Regions from separate parts of the Homo sapiens genome. Here all the other regions are linked to region 3. The links are chromatin loops, found by intact Hi-C in ENCODE. Cell type or tissue: A673. All regions are shown on one strand. Each heading gives the region's core, and the rest is flanking DNA. Links, peaks and the distances in the headings are about the cores only. Region 1 overlaps G2E3 (G2/M-phase specific E3 ubiquitin protein ligase). Region 2 overlaps G2E3-AS1 (G2E3 antisense RNA 1). Region 3 has its middle 290 kb from the start of PRKD1.

Region 1 (8,408 bases), core at 1,111-6,110, 390 kb before region 3:
TTTATGCAAAGAATACAAATTCTTCTGAAAGATCAATAGGGAAAATGAACAAAAAATATATGATTAACAAAAGAAATGCAAGTAACAACTGAATATTTTAAAATGCACATTTTCATTAATAAGCAAAGAACAAACATATCATTTTTGCCTGACTTTCTAAATTTCCTATTCACCTCCTCAGATACTCTTTTGTATGTGAGTGGGACGTGAGTTTTAGAGTGCCAGGAGCAGAATGTTATGGTTTCAAATGAGTTCCTTCGAAACTCATGTTGAAATTTAATGGCCAGTATAACAGCAATGGGAGATAGGGTCCTTAAGAGGTGAGTAGGTCACAAGGGCTCCGCCCTCATAAATGGATTAATATCATTATTGTGGGAGTGAGCTCCTGATAAAAAGGGTAAGTTCAGCCTGATTTCGAGGGCACACCTATGGGTTGAGTGCTCACTTGCTCTTCCACAATGCTATGACACAGCAAGACAGCTCTCACCAGATGCTGAGCAGATACTGGCACTATGCCTTTGGACTTCCCAGCCTCCAGAACTGTGAGAAATAAATTTCTTTTCTTTATAAATTACCAAGTCTCAGGTATTGTTATAGCAGCATAAAATGAGCTAAGAACACACATGTTTATCTGTTATCATTAAAAAGAAAAACAAATAATAAAAGAATAAACCACAAAAAAGTTGCCAAAATGGTTACTTCATAAAGGGTTGAATGGTGGACATAGTAAGGATGAAACCTATACTTCTTTGTATATACTTTCAATATATTCTTATTATACATTTGACTTTGGAACTATATAAAACATTTTATATAATTTTAAAATAAAATGAAATGTTAATAAAAACTAATCACTAAAAATAAAAAATGAAAATGCAATTTATGCTCAATTTTTAGCCACACATAAAATATTCCAATGACTTATAAGCACAACAATTTGATAATGTTAGTATTGTTATTCTGAGACTATTGGTTATGAAATGTGGAATAAATCACATGAAATAGTTGCTTCATACTTAAATTCTCCAGTGTCATTAAGAACTGGAATTCTCAACACAGGACAAAGAAAATGTTAAGTAAAAATCATGCAATAGAGAATCTGAATTAGAATTATCAGGACACACTCATAATGTATCTTTAAAAAAAAGTTTGATTTTAAAAAAAAAAACAAAATAGATTAAAATAGATTTAAAAACCCTTGATTTTCTAATTTGGGTTCAATGAAAAGGTCTAGATACCATGACCAACCCACCAAAACTAAGAATCTCTAGCATCCAGACTGTGGTTGTGAATTACCCATTTCCCATTAAAAATAACAAAGGTTCCTTAGGCTAAAATGTACAAAATGAGTCTGAAACACCTTGTGATACCATATAGCAAAAAAGCTTACAAAGACCATTAAGGCTCACATCGAAAGAATTAAAAACAATAATATAAAGAGACTTATACTGGTCCAAGACATATAAACTTCAGTAGTAATAGTAACTATAAAGATTTTAAACACATCAAATATATTTAAATCTATGGATTAATGATACTACTTTTTTTTAAATGAATTTATCAGGTTTGAGATGATATCTGGTATTGGCTTTAAAATAATACTGGAGTCAATAACAAGGGTAGGATAAAGATGAACAAGACAGGCACAAGTTAATAAGTGTTAGATCTGGATGGTGATTACAGACTTTCATATGTGTATTTCCATTGTTTAAAAAAATTGTAAGAGTGTAAGGAGATACATAAGTTGTCTAACTTAGACCAGTGTTCTAAACTAAAGGACAGCAGGAATCATACATACCTTGTTAATCAAAGAACGGTCAATATATGTATTACCCAGCAGATAAAAGGTACTCAATAAATAGTTATTAAATGAATGCACAGAGACAGAATAGTTGGCTCATGTGGTAAGAGTTTTAAAAAGAATATTTTTTAGAAAAAAATTATAATCTGAAGCAGTGGTTATTTCTATGAAAGCATCATACATTTACACAATTCTTTTTTCATTTTTTTGAGAGGGAATCTTGCTCTGTCACCCAGGCTGGAGTGCAGTGGCATGATCTTAGCTCACTGCAACCTCCGCCTCTTGGGTTCAAGCAATTCTCCTGCCTCAGCCTCCCAAGTAGCTGAGATTACAGGAACCCACCACCACGCCCGGCTAATTTTTGTATTTTAGTACAGACGGGGTTTCACCATGTTGGTCAGGCTGGTCTCAAACTCCTGACCTCAAATGATCTGCCTGCCCCAGCCTCCCGAAGTGCTGGGATTACAGGTGTGAGTGAGCCACCATGCCCGACCTACACAATGCTTATTAAATGATCAGAACAGTAACCATCCTAAAAAGGCTTAAGTTATTATTTAAAAATAGCATTTAAATTTTTTTCTGAGAAAAACATCTCACTTATTACCAAATATATCTCACATTACAAGATAATTAACCACTTTAAACATGTAATTTGAAAGAGCCATATATTAATAGAAACAACTTACCTTTCAAAGGGTGTGTGGACTCTCTGAATTACATGGTAGCCAAGTATGTCTTTTACTAACATATATTTATCACTTAATGTCGTTATAAGTCTGAGACATCCAATTAACTCAAGGTAGTTATAGCATTCATTTATTATTGACTTTAAGTCAGCTACAGTTGTTGCAGTATTTATCTGTAATGAAGGAGAAAATACAGCCACTTTACTCATTTACTTTTGAGTGACATGCACATTTCAAATGATACTTGTTAATTTATACTCAAATTTCTTAGTACATATGGGTGCAGTAAAAGTAAACCAAGAAATATTCTTCTAGAATAAATGTCTGATCATCCAGTTCAACAAATTTGTCTATTTCTGCCTTCAAGAAATCCAGAGTATAATGCCACTTTACTACGTGAAACTATTTATAAAAAAGGAAATAACTGACATTGAAAAATTATATAGCACTAGGTAAGACTAGCTACTAGGGAGGCTGAGGTGGGAGGCCTGCTTGAGGCCAGAAGTTCAAGAACATCCTGGGCAACACAGCTAGCCCCCCTCTAAAGAAAAAAAAAAAAGGCCTGGTGTGGGTGGTATACACCTGTAGTCCTAGCTACTCTGGAAGATGAGGTAGAAGGATTTTGAGCCCAGGAGTTGGAGGTTCAGTGAGCTATGATCACACCAATGTACTCCAGCCTGGGTGACAGACTGAGACCTTATCTCTTAAAAAGAAAAGAAAAAAAAAGAGAAAAGTTACCTAGTACTAGATAGGCAAGAAAGATGACCTGAGAATTCATGAAAAAGAGTAACAGCTGAGAATTAAAAGATGGACAGAATTTTATCAAGAATATTTTAGTGAACAGCATAAACAAAGAAATACTTGGCCATTTATGTGCAAGACACTTTCATACAGGTTAGCTCTTAAAGGTACAGATGGAGAAAGTTAAAAATAGGAAACAATCCATTAACAGAAAATTTACTTGCAATTTCCTTTTCCTAAAACATTCTTAGAGATTTACATGACTTCTTTTCATTCATTCAAAATCTCTGCTGAAATCTCCTAAGTTTTTCATGACTATTCTGCTCAAAATACTATCTTTACACCCTGTCGGAGTAATAATTGGGTATATGTTGCCTCATCCCTGCAAACCCTCAACCCTGAGTTTCAGCTGGGCACATAGCCAAACTTTTGCTGCAGCTAGGTGGGGCTACATGACTGTTCAATGGGATGTAAGTAAAAACAACATGTCAAACTTCCCTGCTCTCAACTTCCACTTTTCTCCTTTAAGAGCAAGCTTCAACCATGTGGATGCAAACAATAATGCTAAGTGTTACACGATAATGAGAGGAAGGAACTCAAGTCCTTAGACGGTTTTGTAAATCACAACTCTATCTCGAAAACAGAGGGCCATCTGTATAAAGGGCCAGATAGCATTTTATGCTTTTCAAACTATATGGTATCTGTTGCAGCTACTCAACTCTGCCACTGTAGCGTGAAAGCAGTCAGATCAGTAGCAAATGGGCATGGCTGCATTCCAATGTAACTATTTACCAAACAGGCAACAAGCCAGAACGTGACTTACAGGCCATTTTTTGCCAACTCTTACCCTAAAATCTAGACAATGGATTTTACAGAACAGTAAACATCTGCCTTGTTTGAGCCACTGTCTTTCTGGGTCTATGAGATACAGAAGTTTAGCCTAAAACCTAACTTGTATATACTCCAACCCTTATCCATCTCCTTTTATTCTGTTGTATGTATGCATGTATGTATTTATGTATACATTTATTTATTTGGGATGGAGTCTCACTCTGTTGCCCATGCTGGAGTGCAGTGGCATGATCCCGGCTCACTGCCACCTCTGCCTCCCGGGCTCAAGCGAGCCTTTCAAGCAGCTGGGACTATAGGCGCGCGCCACCACACCTGGCTAATTTTTTTGTATTTTTAGTAAAGATGGGGTTTCACCATGTTGGCCAGGCTGGTCTCGAACTGCTGACCCCGGTGATCCACCCACCTGTTCTCCCAAAGTGTTGGGATTACAGGCGTGACCCACTGCGCCCGGCCATATTCTGTTTTATTTAGCATTATAATACATTTTACTACGTGATGGCATATTACATTTGTTGTTTATCTTCTGTGTTCTCTCTTAATGTAAATTCCAAGAAGGCAGATACTTTGCTTCACTACTCTATCTTTAGTAACAAAACAGTACAGAATACATAGTATTTCTTAAATAAATGAACAAACACTGGATAAAAAGTACAGAAACTGGAGTAGATAAAGCCATGAAGAGAGGTGAAGGTCTTAAATGCCCTAATGAAGAGCTTCAACTTCGTTCAACAGGCAATGAGAAGCCACTGGGGGATTCCTGAGGAAGAAAGCAATATGGTCAAAACTGTACTTTTGGAAGAATCATCCCAAATAAGAATATTAGAACAACATTCTAATTGTCTAAGCCTAGGGAAAATTTGAGTTTGGTAAAATAGGCACACTAGAAACAGGAAGGAAAGGTTGACAATAAGTCAGTCTTAGAGGCAGGTGACTTGACATATAACTGGAAAATGGAGGAGTATGAAAATGACTCTCCAAGACAGCTTGGAAGTAAGAAGTCTCTTGGAAAGAAAAGGCAAACAGGTAAAAACACAAAAAAGCCCCACAAAAAACAATCAAACAAAAAATTCTGGGAAAAATACTATTTTTATCTTAAACATGTTAGACTCAATGTGCTAGCAAGACCCAGGTCTTATCTGTATATAAAAGTCCGGGGGCTCAAAAATACAGGTCTGTAAATCATTCAGAAAGATTACAGGAGAGAAGAAGCTCTCCAAATAATAAAGAATGATGACTGTTAAGACAACACTGAAAAATGCTAAGTTTCAGGGGTAAGAAGAAGTAAGAAGCATTAAAGAAGAGAGAATCATCAGAAGTAGGAGGAAGTACAATATTAAATAAAATATTGCAGAGAAATTCTAAGTGGTAATTGCAGAAGTCACAGCAGATGAAAAATTAGAAAAGGCCTTTGGACATGGATATTTAGCTCCCTGGATATAAACTATGAACTAGCTAACTTGAGACTGGTGGTAGGGACAGAAGCCTGATTACAAGAAATAAATAGGAAATACGAAGTAGAGACAATGAAGCTTAAATATACTTTTTTTTTAGTAAAGAGGGCACAAAAAGAAAAACGAAGAATTAAAGGGTCAATTTAAAACATGATGTTAGGATAAGCAGTCTTAGGGCAAATAAACAGAATTGTTGTAATACACTGTAGCAACTCACACTTCAATAGTGCTTACTGTGTGATTTAGAAACTGAGGTTTAGTAAGATTAATATGCCCAAAGTGACACAACATATAGTAGTTATAAGAGTTGGCATTCAAAGTAAAATCTGACTTCCAAGCCTGTGCTTTTTTTTTGAGACAGTGTCTCCCTCTGTTGCCCAGGTTGGAGTGCAGTGGTGTGAGCTCAGCTCACTGTAACCTCCATCTGCCGGATTCAAATTATTCTTGTGACTCAGCCTCCAGAGTAGCTGGGATTACAGGCACATGCCACCACGCCTGGCTAAGGCCTATGCTTTTAATCATTAAACAACACTGCCTGTTAATTGAGACAATGGATAGAATATGCTTAAGTAGGAGGGAGGTTAAGGAAGAAAAGTTAAATGGCTTGCATTGTCTCAGTTTTTAAAGCAGTAACATGTTGGCAATGACACTTATATGGCATTATGATAAATGAGTGTTTGCACATGTGACATGTTTAGTACAGGTCCCATTATAAGTGCTGAATAAATGAACTATTTTTAGGCGGACGCATTAAGTCCTCCCCGATCCCTACCACTTGTTTCCCTTTGGAAGAAATTCAGCCTAGTCTTTCTCTCCATCTATCATTCATACCTCCCTATAGAAGGAAGGAAAAGTATTCTAACTGGTAAGCCAAATCCTTCCTCTCTTCAGACCCATCGGCCTCCATCAAAGTGCACTTTCATCTGCTTTCTAGCTTGCAATAGGGAATCTGCCTCACGTTGTCTCTAGCAAGGCAGGCAAATCCATGTATTTCTGAGGAGTATTCACAAGCCATGGTGAACACAGACCAAAATCACATTATCCAACTGGTTTTACCAACATTAAACGTGGCACTTTAATCTCCAGCCATCTGACTTTTAAAACTATCTTTTAACTGGTTCAGAACTCCACTGGTAAACAGAAATATATGTTTACAATCCCTAACTCCTTCATAGATAATACTATTATTTTATTGCAGATCAGTCATTTACATTAAAAGATACCTAGAATGTAGTGTGCATTTTAATAAACAGATACATTGCTTACCCTGATTATAATCTGTGCCACATCAAAGTCTGAAACATCATCTAAAATTGGCTGGGTATTTTCTGGTCCATAAACAAGGCAGTTAAACAAGGTTTTAGAAAAGAAACCAGGTGAAGGACCACCGTGAACTAAAGAAATGGCAAGCATTTTGCCAGCTTCATAGTAAAGATTCTCTTTCAGAGCTGTAAATACAGATGAAAATATATCAAATACACTTCTATTATTATAAGATAACCATCATTTTTTATATTAAAAATTAGTCCAAAAATCTAAGCATTAGATAAATATAATTCTTAGAAGCTATCATTATGTAGAAAATATAGATCTTACCTAAAATATAAAAAAAGACACATTTTTCTGAATATAAAGTAAAAATCTATTGTAGAAAACATAAAACACAATAAACCTACCACCATAATAACCACTGTGAACACTTTGGTGTACAGTCATGCACCATATAAGGATGTTGTGGTCAAGAATGACCAAATACACTAAGGTGGTCCCTAAGATTATAATGAAGCTGAAAAACTCCTATGACCTAGTGATGTTATACTGTCATAGCACAATGCATTACCTTTTGTATATTTAGATATACATATACTTACCATTGTGTTACAATTGTCTACAGTATTCAGTACAGTAACATGTTATACAGGTTTGCAGTCTAGAACCAATAGGCTTTACCATAGAGCCTTGGTGTGTAGTAGGCTACACCAACTAGGTTTGCGTAAGTATACTTTATGATCTTTGCATGATGAAATTGCCTACTGACACATTTCTCAGAACATATCCCTGTTACTAAGTGACAAATGACTGTACTTGTACCTCTTTGTGTATATAAATATAAAAAGTTTGACTTATGCTTTATCCACTTATTATATTGTAAACTTTTTATCATACTACTCAAAATTACTCAAATCTACAGTTAATAAATGCATTTAGACTAACTTAGAGATGTACTATAATGCAAACCATCCCCCTGGCTATCCTGGCTAAGTGATATTTCTAACTTTATGAGACATAATGTTACAGTCAACATACTCACATATTCTTGTTTATATTTATTTGATTAGGATTCCTACAGATGGTATTAGTAGGTCAAAGGATAGGAACATTTTTAAGGTTCTTGATCTATATCACTAAATAATCTTTCCCAAAGGCACAAGTTTACTCCCAACAGTATATGCTGTCTTACCTTACTGTCAGAGCTTGAATTAAAATTGTCATTTCAAATGTATTAGCAACTTTGATGTGCCAAAACAAGTAAATTTTTCCTTAATTTTTAAATTGTTGAAAGCAACTTATTAATAAGTGACATTAACAATACCTGTGTAATAACCTTACAAGCTACATATTCATAGTCACATTTTACAGATGAAGAAACTGAGATCCAGAGAGAGTAAGTAATTAAGGATGTAAAGAACTAGATGTGTACAAACTTGAATTCAGATTCTGTGATTTAAATTCACGTACTCTCCACCATACCAAAGCTGCCTTGAGTTAACATTACTATTTGGAAAGTTTTTTCTTTATTTTTACATTTTATTTTAAAGGGAGTTTATAATTAAACTGTGTGAACTATACAGAGTAAAAATGATGCTTTAGGCAATG
Region 2 (8,408 bases), core at 1,845-6,844, 220 kb before region 3:
TCTCTATGATTCTCACAATCACAGTTTTGGGGATGACAAATACTAGTGAACCCTCCCCCTTTCCCACCTTTGTTGCACAGCACATATAGGTGAGCCACCCCTTGGACTGTTTTCTGCCCAAACTTTCTCTGCTACAGTGTCTCTGTGGCCACATAAAAAAGTTTTGACAGAACAAAATGCAACTCCAGTTAACAGGCCAAACTCTGAGGCTAGGATTCTAGATATGTTGGCACATTAGTCTCCAAGGAATAGCACATAGTCTTGTGGAGAATGCACCATTATTTTGGATCAAAAGGTTGTCTACTTCTCTGTGAGCTAGATATTGAATATAAGTGGGAGCTAGATTGAAAAAGAAAAAGATGATTATGAGACAGAACTTAGTGCCATCACTAGACCTCCTGTTTGTAGGAACAGTTCCTGGGGATCCATCATCAGTGTGCCAAGCAGTTATGGGTTGCATTTCAAAAGAAACTTAAGGCAGGAGACATACTTGGACCCCAAGTTTAGGGGTGGAAAGAAACGAGAGACTAACAGGTGTTTGATTTTGTGTTGCTTTCCAGCTTCTTGGCTGTTTACTTTGCATTTATTTTATGACAATATTTACCTACCATAATGTGTAACCTACTATGGAGAGAAGTTTTCCTATTTAAACTCATATAGAACACTGAATTAAAAGGTACTAATGAAATTTTTCATTCCATATTGCCCCTGCCATACAAAGCACAGTTTCTACCATCAAAAGGGTTATTAGCTGGCTTGGAAAGATTTGAAAATCATACTGAGACACAGATTTATAGTTCTGTAAGTCAGTTTGAAAATATTATGTGGTCTTCGCATGTTCTCACTCATAGGTGGGAATTGAACAATGAGAACACTTGGACACAGGGTGGGGAACATCCCACACCGGGGCCTGTCGTGGGGTGCGGGGAGCAGGGAGGGATAGCATTAGGAGATATACCTAATGTAAATGATGAGTTAATGGGTGCAGCAAACCAACATGGCACATGTATACATATGTAGCAAACCTGCACGTTGTGCACATGTACCCTAGAACTTAAAGTATAAAAAAAATTCATCATCTAAAAAAAAATTACGTGGTCTTGCAGTCTTAGCATCTAGTAATTGACCACATATGGCCATTCAAGCAGTCATTGAACTTGGTCCACAAATGTGCAATACTTGGGATTATTTCCTGCAAACTTAATTAAGGGAAAGCAAGTTTAGACAGTCTGTAGAGGAGGAAAATGTGTATCTTCTGAGCCTTTTTTGTTCTGTGACTCATCTAATATTTCTTCTCCTGAATCTTTAAGAAGTCAGGCTTTACTTAGCTCCTTGCAGCAAAGCCAAGTGGTCTAGGTAAAGCTTATACAAGATGATAGGCCGTGGTGAGTAGAGAGGGTATAAAGGGTTGTGCTCCCTTTGGGGAAGGGGCAAGTCACATTTTCAAGCGAAACAGAAATTTGCTGCAGTAATTACCCTTTATCATTAATGACAGGCAATTGCCATAGCAACTGGCTGCCACCTGTCTCTCACATACCAGCTCTGCATGCCCTGAAACAAAATAGGAGCACGCTGCCTAGTCAGTTGTGGAGCCACAAGTCTGAAGTTGGGATGGAACTCTGTATCGATATTAAGATTCAGCTAGTGCCATGCATGGTTCTTTGTGTTCGTGGAATAGTAAATAACAGCGCAATGTAAGAAAAATGATTTTTAAAAAGAAAACAAAAGAACAGTGACCCAGGATAGTGTAATGGTTAAAAGTACAGCTCTGAGTCAGAAGAAAGCAGAGTTTGAACCCTAGCTTCTCCGCTTACTGGCTGAGTGACCCTGGACAAATGGCTTAACCTCCCTAAGCATCATGAGGTCAAACTCATAGGCCGTTGAAAGGATTAAGCTGGATAATGTTTGTTAAGCACTTAGCCCAAAGTGAGCACTCCATCAGTGGTAGCCGAAAATGTCCACTGCCTGGCAGCAAGGTGCACTGGGCACATGGCAAGGGCACGATACATAGTTCTTGTTGACTTAGTGAATTAGATCACTAGTAACCATTACTCAGGGAATTCAGGTCTCCAGGTTGCATGCTGTACAAGCTCTCTCTCTTCTTCACTTTTTATGTATGTAGGTGCACAGAGGCATATAGAGACAGCCTTTGAGTGATGTAATTTTGATTTTCTCCACATTTTAGAAATGTGTTCTCAATACCAAAGAGTTCAGCAGGTCATTTACTCTTTCTAATGACACTCTATATAGACAAAGCTCAGTGACAGCTGAAATTAGTTTTTCTTTTGAATCTCCTTGATTATGTCTCCAACCTCTTTAGCACTCTTCTTACCCCCTGAGTCTTGGCACTGTGCTAAGGCCAATTAGAGACGTTAACCACTCGGTGCCTACAGTAGAGGCATTTTTTTTTTTTCTCATCAGGGTGGTGAGACCATGCCAGATTTTCTTTTTCTTTGACCTCTATGCCAAAGAAAATGCTTAGTAACTAGGACTGGTGTTATAAGTTGTTCACACCCCTTTCCCTAATATTTATCATATGATGGTAAAATAAATTAGGATTTGTCCAATCCTAAACTGTATTGCAGCACATAATCTAAAAATCATAAACATTTAGCTAATAATTGTCTGAATGCTATTCTAGACATCAATCCCCTATACCAGAACTAGGGTCATCCTTGGTACCTCCTCCATCATCCAGCATATTTGAATTGTGCGATTGTCCCCTCTTAAACAGCCTTCTGCTCTCTGGTCTTCTGTTTGAATTCATTGCTTTTTCTTAGTCCAGGCCTTACTGTCTCCCCCCTGAATTGCTACAACAGCCCACTGGCTGGTCTTTTCCTCTGCTGTTCATTTTCCACACTTCAGTCAGCATGATTTTATAAAATGCTAATGTAATCATGTTACTAAAAAAGAAGTTTTAGTGGGTTTTCATAACCTCCATGATAAAGATCTTCAGCCATCTGCTTCTGCTCACCTTTCTAGTCACATCTTCTGAAGTGATGACTTTTCTCCAGGGATACCAGCCTACACCAGGCCATTCCATGCTTCTTGTTTTCGTCTAGGCTTTCTTCTATGTGAAACACCCTTCATTCTTACTCACTTTTCCAAGTCCTACACAGGCATTATCTTCTGTTTGAAGATTTTCCATTTACCTATTCTCTAAATACCTCCCTCCTTTGTTACAGTTCACAGGCTGATCATAATTCCATTGTCTTAAACAATATTTAAATCTTCCCTATCAGACTACTCGTGTCTTACGGTAAGGTCTGGGTCTCACTCATTTACGATACCCTTAGTGTCTGATAATATAGTAAGTCCTTAAAATTTTGTAGATGTAAAACACATTTTTAACATTTCTATAAATAACATGGTCTTTTTGTGTATTGTGCTAATAAAAGAACTTTATTGGAACCATGTTTTTCTATCATTCATGGATTGCCATACAGGATTCACAGAATTGTTGGCTTGCTGCATCCTACTTTGAAAAATAAGTGATGATATAGTTCTCTGCCTCTCATAACTAAGATTATTTTTCATACCTGATAAATACAAAAACTGCTCACATAATGTTAAAAAAATTAGGATATAAAATTATATATTTATAATAACCAAACTTAGTAAAAAAAACAACACCAACAAGAATATATTATGAAGCTTAGAAGAAAAGACATACAATATCACTGGTGTTTACTTGCGGGTGGAAGGATTATGGATAATTTTATTTTCTTGTATGTTTTTGCGTATTCCAAATTCTTTACAAAGACCGTGTATTTTATAATTAGAACAGATTTGTTCACAGTAATTGGGGTGGATTTTATTTTTCTTCAGAAGGCTTAGCTAAATTCGCTCACTCTTGTTACTTAGCAAAGAAGGTAGGGAATTGATGATTTAGCCATCTTCTAAACACTTTCCCTTTGCTATAGGATTTAAAGTTAACTCAGGAAGGTAGGCTGAAGTCGCTATTTCCACTAGATGTCACCAAACTACTGGCAATAGTAGCTCAAACGCTCTGTGCATATTCAGTTTTTAGAAACATTTAAACCCCATTATTCAGTATTCCTCGTTATCACACAAAGCATTTAAAATTTGAAGAATTAGTAAGAAAATGCATATTACATAAGGTTCTGGCCCTTTATATAACAAGTGAAGGCTTATATGGATCTTTTGACTTTATGTAATCCATATTTTATTAGCTTCTTAATATAAATGTGAGGAGAAAATTAATATCAGGGGCCCTGTTTAAAATGCTTAAAAATTATTTCCAGATGATTTTCAGCTCTCCTTTTATATAATACGTGGAGTAAAAAAAGGACAGAATCCTGCAACTCCTTTCTGAACAATATTTTTTAGCCTAATATAGCTTTCATCATTGAATGTCTTTTAGTCATGGTTAATGAATAAAAATCTCTTATAGTATTGGGATGATTTTTAGGACATTTTAATTTATTACGGTAAAGCTGTTTATAGTTCATTTTATATGTCAGAAAACAAAGGAAATAACTTTTCCTTGAGGATGAAATAGATTTCTTTTCTCTAATCTAACAAAGGGCAGCTAAGAGAGCCATGTTTCTTTAAATGTATGAACCTGTTTACTGTGTAGATTAAAAATCGGTCTTTTTTTTTCTGATTGGCTCAGTTAATAACTAGAGTGAGGGGTTAGAGGAAGCTTGTTTCCAGTCATTTTGGCATACCAGTGAAAATGATTGGCCAGTCAAAAGACATTTAAATTAGGCAGTGGGCTCTTGGAAATAAACCTTTGTACTATATTCTACATTATTGCTCTCTACTGTGGTGTTTGGTTTTTTAAGATGTGTGGTACTATTTTTCTTAAACTTCACACGGGACAAGCCATAACACAACAGTTTGTAAACAAAAATCTGACTAAATTTTTTAGATTGTTTCTTTTTCTAAAATGTTTTTTTTCAATTGCTGCCCTTTCAAAATAGCAGAGGCTATTAAATAATTCCTGTTCACAGGATTTATGACTAAAATGCCTAATTTTAAATTTCTTCTGTCCTTTTAGATGGCTGTTATAACATATTCTCAGTGTAAAAACTCAAAAATAATAGAGAGCATTACAGATGACAACCATGGGTTTACTTGTGATAAAATAGTCACTCTTCGTTCAGAAACAATGAAGACCAAACCAAATCAGCAAGCTCCCATCAGCATCCACATATCTTAGGTAATTTCTGCAACATTTTTAAACAGAGGAAGATAAATGACATTGATCATCACATTTCAAATGTTATCAACCCAAAACAAATCAATCTGCATTGCATCAGGTATCTTAACTTCCATGAACTAGAGAATATTAGGGTTGCCATTATAAATCTCATCTTACTTTGCTTGGTGAAAAAACCATGAATTATAAGCACTATATAGATACCATGGAAGGCAGAATAGCTTCAGTATTATGGGATTCTAGCTTCTGCAAGTATTCATCAGTTACAACCTGAAATTTCTGTGGTTTGTGTCCTAAACACTGTTTTGCTTGTACAATTCCATCATATAAAGAAATCATATCTGTGTTAGATCCTCTTGCAATATTTTAGTATGTAATTGCAATTGAGTTCTGCTGCCCCAAGCATCTCCTTCAAATTTCTTTACCTGAATCTTTCATATGAAATATTCATCTGAGTCACTCTGATATGGTGACAAGCCTCTATTGTGAAGTGGAAAAGCCATTTTTGGATGTTCCTTTCCAGATATCCGGATTTGCTTCTTGATAGTACTTGAAAGATGAATAGCCTCCATCAGCTACATACAAGGCCTGATCAGTTCACCCCCTCGACATGTTTTAAAGTGTTATTATTCAATGCCTTCCTTTTCTGTGGCCACGAAAACTCCTCTATTTTAACTCCAAAGCATAGTGCATTTGTCCCAATTATGTTATTTTTGTATTCACCATCTCTTTGCTGCAAATGATTATTGCAACTGTAGGTGGAGACAGGATTTTTACTAGTCGGCTGTCATCCATGAAATTACTTAGGCCCCTCAGAGTCTAAAACTGCAGCTTCACATCTTTTGAAATAAAAGTTCGTTTTAAGGTGGGTTAATTTCTTTAAAGTTATCTGTGGTAATTTGCTGCAGTTGTTTAACTTCCTGAGTTTTAATGAATGCTCCAGGGCAAACTTGATGTGAGGGGTTAGTTTTTAGAAATAAAAGGTATTATTATCCACTCAATTTGGTAAAAAAAGAAGTCCGGCACTAAATTTTATATTATGGTTTGCTTTGGGAATCAGCCATGAAAATTTGCTCAGCTCATTGCTAAAGGATATTGAAACACAGTTCTCGCCGACATGGTGTCATCTGTAGTGTGGACAGAGCCTTCACGCTGACAAATACTGCATGAATGCCTGTTGGAGCCAGTAGGCACTCCTGATGATTAACTATAAAAATGCTTTTGACTCTGGTTGCTGACAGGAATGACAATGCTTTGGCCAGACTGGCCTCCTTCTGGACACCAAAGGATGTTCCAGTCTTGGTTTTACCATCTGGTTTCAATACAAGCCAGGAGCAATGAATAGATGTCTTAAAGAGGCAGCAATATACGAATTATTCTGGCTGTATAATCTTTCTTTGATAAGTGAAAAAAGTGTACTTAGGCCTGGAGAACAACACAATGGCTTCTGAAATTCTAATTTTTAGGATAGATAAAGGTGTTTTGAGCATCTCATAAGGCAAGGGGATCTGATGGTATGAGTCCCAAATAAACCTTATGTGGAAACGACAGTTAAATGCATGAGCTTGTATTATGGCGTCGGTTTAGTGTCTGAAGGAAGACCAAGCATGCATTTTATAGGAAACACGTCCTTCTAAGCAAATCTAAATCTATCTAGTCAGGGTACAAGAATTCTTAGCCTTGTAAATCATAGTGAAAGCAGCAACAATGATATTTATTGATGCTTTATAATTTCCAAAAGGCATTTAACTGGATTGTTTCCTTTGATCTTCACAAAAATCTTGAATAGGATAAATAGATATTTTCATACCTTCAATTTACATACAAGGAAAAAGTCAGAGAGATGAAATAACTTATTCAAGGTCACACAGCAAGTGTCAGGGAACAGGGGTCGGGTGGGGGGAGTGAAGGAACGCTAACTCTGGGAACTTGTCGCCAAAGCCAGTGTACTTTCTGCTACCTCACACTGCCACATTTCCTTCCAGCAGCATTCTCTTGATACGAGGACAGTTAGAGTGATTCCATGACTACAAATTCAAGAATATAATATTGCCTTATTCTTCATGTTACTTGTCATCATTTTATATAGAATGGTTTTTATATCTGAGTCTCAAATACCATGGACTATTTGTTTTACCAATACGACGATGAGAACTTGAATTGTGTAGGTATATGGCATAGACTAGAATTGATTTGGATGTGAAAGTGTGCAGAATGCCTGGTGCACTGGGGTCTTGAAAGGGCTTATTTGCAGAGTAGTGTTGCCTGAACAATGCTTGGGACAAATCTCAACATTTCTCTGTCCCAGAGTTGCCCCTTTTCTTATTCCTGTCTGTTATATCTTACATCTTTAATGTAAACTGAATGGTACTTTCATAAAAAGGAGAGAGTAATGATAAAGGCAAAGCTATCTGAGCAAAAATATTTTCTTTGATGAGACATTTGGCTAATATCTGGGTTAAATGATTTCCTGATTATTACTATAAAAATAAAGCCAGGGCATAATGAAAACACTGGAATCCCAGCCAACAGTGAACTGAAACTGACCTATACTGTCCTAATTTGTTAAACCATAATTAGACCTCTCTAGAATATTCTTTTAAAACTTAGCTATGGTAGGGGATAAAAGTAATATCTTTTTCCTCACCCACCACAAGGCTTATGGCTGAGAGGCCTCTATAACCAAAGATGGGTTAATGAGAGAAAAGCATACACGTTTATTTAATATAAGCTTCATGTGGTACAAGCGCCTTCAGAAACGAAGACCCAAAGAAACAGGAAACCCGGTGCATTTTTATGGATAGTCATGCAAAAGTGTGATTGGAGGATGAAGGATAAGACCTAATAATAATAATAATCTGGGGGGAATTATCAAGGCCTGTTCAGATTCTTTTATGTGCCTCTGTGTCTTCAGGCATTTATTTCCTCTTGGTATAGGGAGGACCCCTTTGGAATGGGGGTCTCATGACCTACTTCAGGAGAAGATCAGCTAGGTTTTATGGCTTGCACTGGGGGAGAAGAGAGGAGGGGGAGTCCAGTTTCTATGCTACATTTCAGGGGAGGGCGGACAGGAGGTCAGAGAGACTGTCCTGCTTCTGCTGTTTTCCTAAATGCCAAGGTGCTAGATTTTGGGGTACCCTATCCCGAACCCTGTCACTACACAGAGAATCAAAGTTTCTCAAAGCCTGTTTGAATGTTGTCAAGTATATACTTACATGTATAC
Region 3 (8,408 bases), core at 2,190-7,189:
TGGGTGTCTTATGTTAGAGGGAAGTATCAACCCCAATAGAGTCTGCACTCCTCTCTTTGGTGTGTGTTGTGCCTGTGGAGGAAGAAAGCATGGGGCAGGAGGTGTGGCGGTTTGGGGGTATTAGTTCTGTATTTCTTCCCTGCATTGGGGCAAATAAGAGACCTTCTGTAATTGGATTTCTAGGCCCATATGTTTATTATTATTACTTTAATTTCCTGTGGCTAAGTAAATTGTTTATGTGCTTGTTAATTAATTACCCCTGAAAAATAGGAAGTAGATGCGCTTCTTTCCGCACTTTGTAAATTTTAGCAATTTTTGCTTGAGGGGAATGTCATTAAATTGTAATAATAACCTACATTTACATAGCACCTTCAATACTTTCATACTAAACGAACCTAAAATACTTTGAAATTCCCCTGAATAGATGTTAAGAGCTATAGATATCTTTCCTTAAATGTCCTGAAATATCATCTTGCCTATAATTAAAATACAGTCATTCTTAAAATATATCCATGAAAAATGGAAAGTATTATCTGCTTGGTTGGAGCTGGGATTAACCAAGGATTTTAGATCTTAAGTTTAAAGATATAGAGATCTAATTCACAATTACCTTGGTCCTGGGTTGCCACAGTTGCTTGGCTTACCTACTTATGGCCAGCTGGTCTACCTCATATCATAGAAAACACTCTTCTCATTCTTTTTTTTTTTTTTTTTTTAAATAGGGTGACTTGATCCTCCCCCCAACTCTCACCTCAGCTTAGTTGATAGCCAAAATTTATCGCTCTGTTCTTAATGAGCGACTATTGGCTTCTCAGGTTTTTGCTGAAAATATAATCTCAAACTTTCTGTCGCCCAACTCTTACCAAATGCTCACAGCTGAAAGAAATAGTGTAGCTTGAAGGCTTGAAGAACAGAATGGCTTGAAGAGTTTCCATATTGCTCATTTCTCCAGATATTTAAACATTTTCCAATAGGATCAGTTGAGACCACAAGAGAGCTGGATAATTTGAGCATCTTATTTTACCCTCCCAGGAGATTTTTTAAGAATTTTATTTACTACTTTTTCTTCTCAAGAATGATTTTGGACAGCTGTGCAAAACCATTGAGCTGTGCTTTGCTGTTGTGTCATCCTCTAGACTGACAGAAGTTGGGAAGCAAAGTCACATGAAATTTGCTCTATTTGTCTCAGGTGCAGCACACAATGTTCTCTTGATGTGGACCCCGGGGAGACATTCCTCTCTGATCTCAGTACTAGGAAAGGCCTGGTCTCTTGATAGCAACTGTGTTATTTTTATATAATAGACACTATGAATCATGTCATATTTTCCTTTGTTTGGCTGCTCACAAGCTCACAGCCACATTTGTAGCCCACCTCTAGGAGCTGTGCAAACTTTATAGCCTGTATTTCTCTGTGCTAATCTTTCCCCTGGCTTTCTATCGTTTTTATACTCTTTTTTAAATACTCGACCCTCACTGCCTCTTATTATTTTAGCATGATTTACTGTATTTATTTTTGAGTCTATCTCATATCCTTTTCAGAACACAGAGCAGTAGGTATAAATAAGCAAGTAAATAGTAAGAAAAAGTATTCCATGGATCTCCAAGTGTGTCTCGATCACTCCACTTATAGGCGAGACAGAGCACTTTCAGCCAGTGCTGCCAGGCTGTGTGGCATTCACAAACCCTATCCTTGGCCACCTCAGGCTTCAGTCATTGTGGCAAGATGTTTTCTACCCAGCTGTCTAAGAGGAAGAGGTGCTCTGGGGCCAAGTAGGTGAATTCCAATCTTCTCCCTTCCCTGTTGGATACCAAAATTCTTGAGGAACATAATAGGATATTCGGAGTGAATCCAGCTCCATAAATCCTCTAATGAAGAGACCACGAGAAGCTCAGAAATGCTTGGTCTGCATGGCTTATGGCTCAGGCCTTCCAAATGGAAGGCAATCCTCAGGTAGGAGGAAGGAGGCAGAGCCAGGCATTAGATACCCCCATTAGGTTGGTATCTTAAGGGGGTATCCCTTAAGATGGGAGAGTGAGAGGTGGCTTCCTAGTGGAAGAGAGGACTTGGGTGGTTATAACAGTCTCCAAGGACTCTTTAGACATGGTTTAGGCAAAACAATTGCCACCAGGGTTCCTGAGAATGTAGGAGGTCCCAAGAAATGTGGCAGGAAATTTTAGAGGGCAGGGGTCTCAGATAGTTGGAAGCTAGAAGGTTCATCATTTTTAGAACCGCTGAGCTGGAATTCTGTGAAATGATTTTTTTTTTCTCCCTTTCACGCCTGGCAAACATTTAAACCTTTTGAAACCATATAAGTTTATGCAATTGTTTCTTGTTTGGAAGGCGATGCTGCCAAGTTGCAACCATGGAGCCAAAAATTTGCCCTGGCACTGCCCATGTCCTCATTCCTGCCCTGTACTAGGGTTCTGGCAAGAACCTGATTGGGAATTTTCTTTTCTTTCTGGAGTGTGAAAAATGGGAGGTAGCCAAGGTAAACAGAAATGAACTTAGATAAAAGTTGTATTTCCTTACAGTGACTCTGTTCCCAGGTGTGAGGTTTTGTGCATCTTTGAGAACTAACTTTATTGTTAACAATATGGACAAAGAGAAGGACTACACACCATCTCTGACTATCTTATCAGCTTCTGCAAAGGTAAAAGACAGGGCATTTTAGAGATGTAAATTATTTGCTAGAGGTTATGTGGGAAGTAGAGTAACTGGGATTGGGACAATGAGAAACGTTTTGAATTTTCTGAGAAAAGATGATAAGATAATAAAAGCTGATATCAATCTAGAAAGTCTGGCTAGAGCAGAGAATTCCGCTGCCTAAGCTGATCAGGCATGCTTTTCAGCCCTCTTGTGAATTCCAAGTGACAGTGGGGAGAGGAGGCATCTGCTCTCCAAACATGACACAGTCATGGCAGTAATAATGACAGAGCCTGTAGATAACGCTGTGCCAACTGCAGGTCAATGAGAAGCCAGTGCAGGTCTGCAGTCTGCACACCTGGGGCTGGCTGGAGGCCTTTGGCACTGTTTCCTGTTTACATGAGTCAGAACCCAGATATCCTCTGGCTTTCTGCCTGATTTTTGAGTCACCACCAGCTTGGAGGGGCCAAGTGAACTGATCTCTCTGGACTATACTAAGGAGACTCTTGGCTTTGACCATGGTCACAGATCTCTCTGTGCCCAGCCTTCTTCTAGTAGCATCATTCGACTTAACTGTTTATAACAAGATTTCACTTAAACAAGCTCCCCTAGTTACTTGAGATAAACAGCACAGAGGGAGAGAGAGAACCGAGGAGAGTAATAGAAAAATGTGTGCTTTTAGCTGAGACTTTCAGCTACTCATTTTGATTTTCAAAATAGCTCCCATTTCTGAATTCTGAATTTCTGAGAGAAAGATGGCAAATCTAATGATTGCCATTTAGGCTTTCCAGTGGCTCTTCGGTCCTGAAAAATAAGAATTGGAAGGGCAGACACAAGATTGGGGCCAGTCAATTTGGGTTTTTCTCCTCCCCATTATGGCCACTACGCTGGTGTTATTTGGTATGGGTGTGCATGTTCTGCATCCTCATGCCTTGCTTTAAATCCCAGAAAAGGATGGATGAAAAATTCTTCCCTTTGCTCCTGTTGAAATTATTTCAGTACAGAGTAACATAACCTCCTGTTTTAATCTTCCATTTAATTGATATTTGAGTGCCTACTTTAGGTAAGGCACTGTGCTAGGCACACAAACCTTGTGAAGATGAATGGAATGGTTCTTGCCTTAAAATAGCTTTCAATTAACCAAGGAAACTGTAACATATGCTCAACCATCTATAATATTTGGCTTGCTGTGACACACGCATTGGAAAAGTTGGAAGTAAAGCTCTGAGGATGTCCAGAGAAGCCAGAGGACATTTTCATTGAGAGGTGAGAAAATGTTTTCTTAAGACTGTAGCTTTTATGGCTGGGCCTTGAGAGACATATAGAATAGAATTTTACAGTTAGAAAGGAGGAACGAGGTCATTATAGTAACAGCAGTGAGCTACGGCCATGACTGGGTTCAGGAAACAGACACTGGTCCAAGTGTAGGATACATAATATAGTAATCATTAGGTTATCTTTAAAATGATTTGTGGTTTTCACACTTTTGGCCCATATGTTATCTGTTTGATCTTTATAACAACTTCATATGGTTGGCCTATGATTATTGAGGATAAAGTAAATAAATATATTCCTACTTAGCAGGCAGCAGGGAGCCACACAAAGTATTATTCAGGGAGTGGTGAATCTGAGTTGGGTATAATGAGGGCAACTCAGCAGCAAGGATCTTTTGTAGGCTGGACTGAAGTGGGAAAAGTTGGAGGTGGGAAGATCAGTTTCGAAGGTGCAGTGATAGTGTAGGCTGGGAGTGAGAGAACACAAAGGAAGAGATGGGAGAAGACACATTCCCAAGGTTGAATTGCAGGTCAATAGAAAGTGGTTTGAATGACTCAAAAGCTATTTTATGAAATTCTCTGCTCTGACCGTCCCTTAGTTCGAGTTATTTTCTCTTTATTTGTATCCTCAGAGGATTCTGGTAACTTTATTTAGCACTTCTTCCTGTCTCATTTTATTGTTGTTTACATATCTGATACCCGGATTAGGTTATTAGGTTGTAAGCTTCTGGAAGCTAAGGATGATGTTACTTATCTTTGTCTTTCCTCCGGGGAAAGTATATAGCACGGTCACTTGAACATAACTAATGTTTAATAAATGCTTGCAGTATTTAACTCCAGTTTGGCAGTGAAAGACAAAATGAGAGCTTAACGCAGCAGGGTTGCAGGAAAGGGTTTATTTATTTAGTTTCAGAAACAAGTGAGATACAGTGGAAAGAACATGCAAGTTGGAATGAAACTTGGTTTAAATCCTGGCACTACCCATTTATTTCGTACATGACGTCGGCCAAGTTACTTAATGTGTTTAAGCATAATTTCCTCTCATACAAAATGCCAATTATAAAATCGACCTTTTGAGGTTACTGTGAAGACTAAATACAGTATCATGTGCATATTATCTAATACAATATCTGGCACATAGGATATCTTCAACAGTGTTAGTTAAAAGTCCTGTACTGATATAACCCCCTGGCTTGAGTATGTTCCTAGACAAAAGGGGAAAAGAACAAGAGATGGAATTCATAAGAGAAAGGAGAAATAATATAACAAGATTCAATAAGATGGAGTGACGGAGGAAGAAAGACGGATGCTGCTTCCCTTTAAGTGTGTGGGAGGGAGAAAAGGAATCATGAACATTTAAAGAAATTCTGTCAAGTGAAAAAGAAGGGTTCTAGGAACACCAGTCTCAGAAAAGCTGAAAGAAAGATGAACTGCTGGGGTAAGATGTGAGAGGGGATTTAAATGGGGTTGGGTACTGGAAAGTGGGAGACAATATGTGGAGCAGCTGCTATGGAAACTAGGGCAGGAATCAACAAAACCGGAGAAGAATTCTTAGAAGCAGGAAAGGTCAGTGACGCCTGGATGGCATGAGTTTGGAATTTATGCAATTAGCAAAGCATCAAAAAGCATGAGTCCAAAATGTCCCTGGCCAGTTCCATTTATGGAGTTCTTATCAGTGCTGTGCAAGCCATTGAGCTGCACAGATGGGCTCTCAACCAGTGGTGGGGACACAGTAACAAACAGAGCTGGAAATACACACACACACACACACACACACACACACACACACACACACACACACGTATTCTATCAAATCAATATATACATAGACATGTATTCTATCATATCAATATATATGTATTCTGTCAAAGAAGGATATGTTGATATATTCTGCCAAAGAAACAGATTGGCTTACCCAATCTAGTGCTATGTTAAATAAGCTTTTTATTTTATATATGGAAAAGACTTTAGAGATTATATCAACCCAACCTTAGGTGTAAGAACTCAGCGTAAGTGACTTACCAGCAATTATTTTACCAGGAAACAGTGTGGTATGATACTTAGGAGTGTGACCCTGGAATTTGACTTTTGGAGTTTGAATCCCAGTTGTGTGACCTTTGGCAAGTTTCCTAACCTGTATAAAATATATTCAATTATAAAGCATGGATACTAATACCATCATCCTCATAGGATAGTTGTAAGGATTAAATGAAATCATCTTTGTAGCATGCTTAGTCTGATGCCTGAGATGAGATGTCACTGCATAAAAATTATTTAGACTCAGGTATCTTGATTGTTGTTCATGATTCTGTCTTCTACATGGGGCTGCCTTGTTGACTGATAGATTTCCCTGAGGAATGGCTGTGGATAACTGCCATTGGATGCAAGTTTCTTTGGGTACAACTCTTTTCTTTATTAGCCATACTAAATATATTGGGCCCATCTTCCTTATGAATTTACATATTTAACCCTTGACACACCAATTTCTTTTCATTGTTCCTATTGAACTTACACAGTGCCCTCACAATCAGTATGCTCTTGCTTGAAATACTTGTAATGAATTATCTGTATATAGTTTACGAAACTAGCCTCATTTTTTTTACAGCCATACAGTTTTTACAACCACTGACTTTTGAAGATTAATCTCATAACTTTTTTTTTTTTTTTTGAGACAGAGTTTCGCTCTTGTCGCCCAGGCTGGTGCGCAATGGCATGATCTTGGCTCATTGCAACATCTGCCTCTTGGGTTCAAGCAATTTTCCTGCCTCAGCCTCCTAAGTAGCTGAGATTACAGGCGTCTGCCACCATACCTGGCTAATTTTTGTATTTTTAGTAGAGACAGGGTTTCACCATGCTGGCCAGGCTAATCTCAACTTTCTTAATGAGAATTCTGTTAAATAGGGAACACTATTAAGCATATTAAGCATATTTTTTGTACAAGGAAACCAAGGAACAGAGAGGGTCAGTGAGTTTGCTGAGGCCAAACAGTGACAGAAACATGGAGCACAAAGCATGGATTATCCATAACTTGGCCCATTGGTGTGGCTTCTCCTCCCATTATACCCTCAAATCACCACGAGCTTTTCTAGAGACATTTTCTTTGGCCTCATGGTATTGCATATATGCTTGAGATAGACCATAAAGCACCAAACTATCCTTTTTAGAACCCAGAAATCACGATTCCCTTTTTCTACCTCTACCTTCAATTTTTGTGGCAATGGAAAAAGAATTCAAAATCAGGCTGAGCAAGTCCATTTGGGTCTTAGGAAACAAGTCAATTGTTTTTATTTTCTCTACTCCCAAGATACTCTGGGGTTGGTACACAGCAGCCTGGAAAAGAGAAGCATCCATGGGCCATCTCATTTCTGACTCAGTCAGCCAGCTGGGTGTTGAGACTATTTCCATGGCTTCCAATCCGTCAATGCTTGAAAACATTTACTACGGAAAGGATCGCTGGCTCGGGGAAGACATTTGTCTAATTCGGCAACAGTACTTTACACTGCATTTCCAGATTATGCCTCTCCTTGAAAATGATCTATTACAGGAGCAGTTTATAAAATTAAACACTTGTCATTATGCAATGCAAAATTCATGAAGCAACCAAATGTCAGGGATCTACATATTTAAAAGATGGGAGCTTTAGCATTTCTTCCCTGGCAGGGATTCTGAGCAGTAAAAGGCCCAGAGAAAAACATAGCTAATCACAAAGCTGTTTTGGAATGGACCAAACCATTCCTTTTTGGGACTGTTAGTCCAAAGGGACCCTCTTTCTCTGGTGGAAAAATAATTGTCTACTTAATAATTATTTATTGAATATTTGTGTGCCAATCAATGTGCAAAGTACTGGGACAACATCAATGAATAGAAGCAGTGTCCTGGCTCTCATGGAGCCAACATTCTAATGAGAATGAGGTGAGAGAGGTAGGCAATAAACAAGTAAACAAATAAATGACATGAAAAAAAATTTTTTTTTATAATGTTCCCTCCCTACCCACACATCTTTTTTTTCTATTAGAGAAAAAGGATATCTATCATCTCAAACTACAGTAGCCTTTTTTGAATTGCCAGGGACAAGTTACTCATCTGTGAACTGTTAACACGGAGCAATTATGGGGTACAGGGTACCACTCTAGTTACAGACCTGCTGGAATATGATAGGGTAAAAAATAAATTAGCTATCTGCAAGAAACTTTCTTGGAAGAAATACAAAACACACTCTTGATAAAGCTGATGATCATGCTGTTAGAGCCCCCTTGTCCATGTTCTCTCCTATTACTTTGCTACTAGCTTTGGAGGATAGAGGAATAAATACTCATTCCTAGGTAATTTAAGCCCTTGCATAGGGGCCCAATTACCCATCCATTTGAAGCTCATAAAGAATACCCCTGGCCAATTCTCATGCCTCAGCCTCCTGAGTAGCTGGGACTACAAGTATGCGCCACCACATCTGGCTAATTTTGGTACTTTTTATTAGAGACAGGGTTTTGCTA

Evidence for each region. Peaks named below come from ENCODE experiments on the same cell type or tissue, not always from the same donor. Only the 100,000 strongest peaks of a DNase experiment are listed, where the experiment ranks them.
Region 1: a loop joins it to region 3, with 4 times the contacts of the local background. A loop is called at or near these places in 3 of 110 quality-filtered maps.
Region 2: a loop joins it to region 3, with 2.2 times the contacts of the local background. A loop is called at or near these places in 5 of 110 quality-filtered maps.

What each region holds. Positions count from the first base shown.
Region 1 is chr14:30,606,459-30,614,866 of GRCh38, reverse strand. It overlaps G2E3 (G2/M-phase specific E3 ubiquitin protein ligase), which reads right to left. Exons shown (of 15, transcript NM_017769.5): 12 at 6,798-6,979; 13 at 2,488-2,660. Among named protein-coding and RNA genes, the nearest start is that of SCFD1, 12 kb to the left of the region's middle. In A673, for the core only: a CTCF peak has its summit at 3,676; DNase peaks (open chromatin) are centred at 3,656 and 3,976.
Region 2 is chr14:30,439,168-30,447,575 of GRCh38, reverse strand. All of the region lies in intron 3 of G2E3-AS1 (G2E3 antisense RNA 1), which reads left to right. The region is part of intron 3 of LOC112267868 (a long non-coding RNA gene); the gene reads left to right. Among named protein-coding and RNA genes, the nearest start is that of G2E3, 120 kb to the left of the region's middle. In A673, for the core only: a CTCF peak has its summit at 3,967 (motif pointing right); a DNase peak (open chromatin) is centred at 3,975; H3K27me3 peaks cover 1,992 bases.
Region 3 is chr14:30,218,175-30,226,582 of GRCh38, reverse strand. No RefSeq gene overlaps it. Among named protein-coding and RNA genes, the nearest start is that of PRKD1, 290 kb to the right of the region's middle. In A673, for the core only: no CTCF peak of the experiment used is centred there; a DNase peak (open chromatin) is centred at 4,802; H3K27me3 peaks cover 1,535 bases.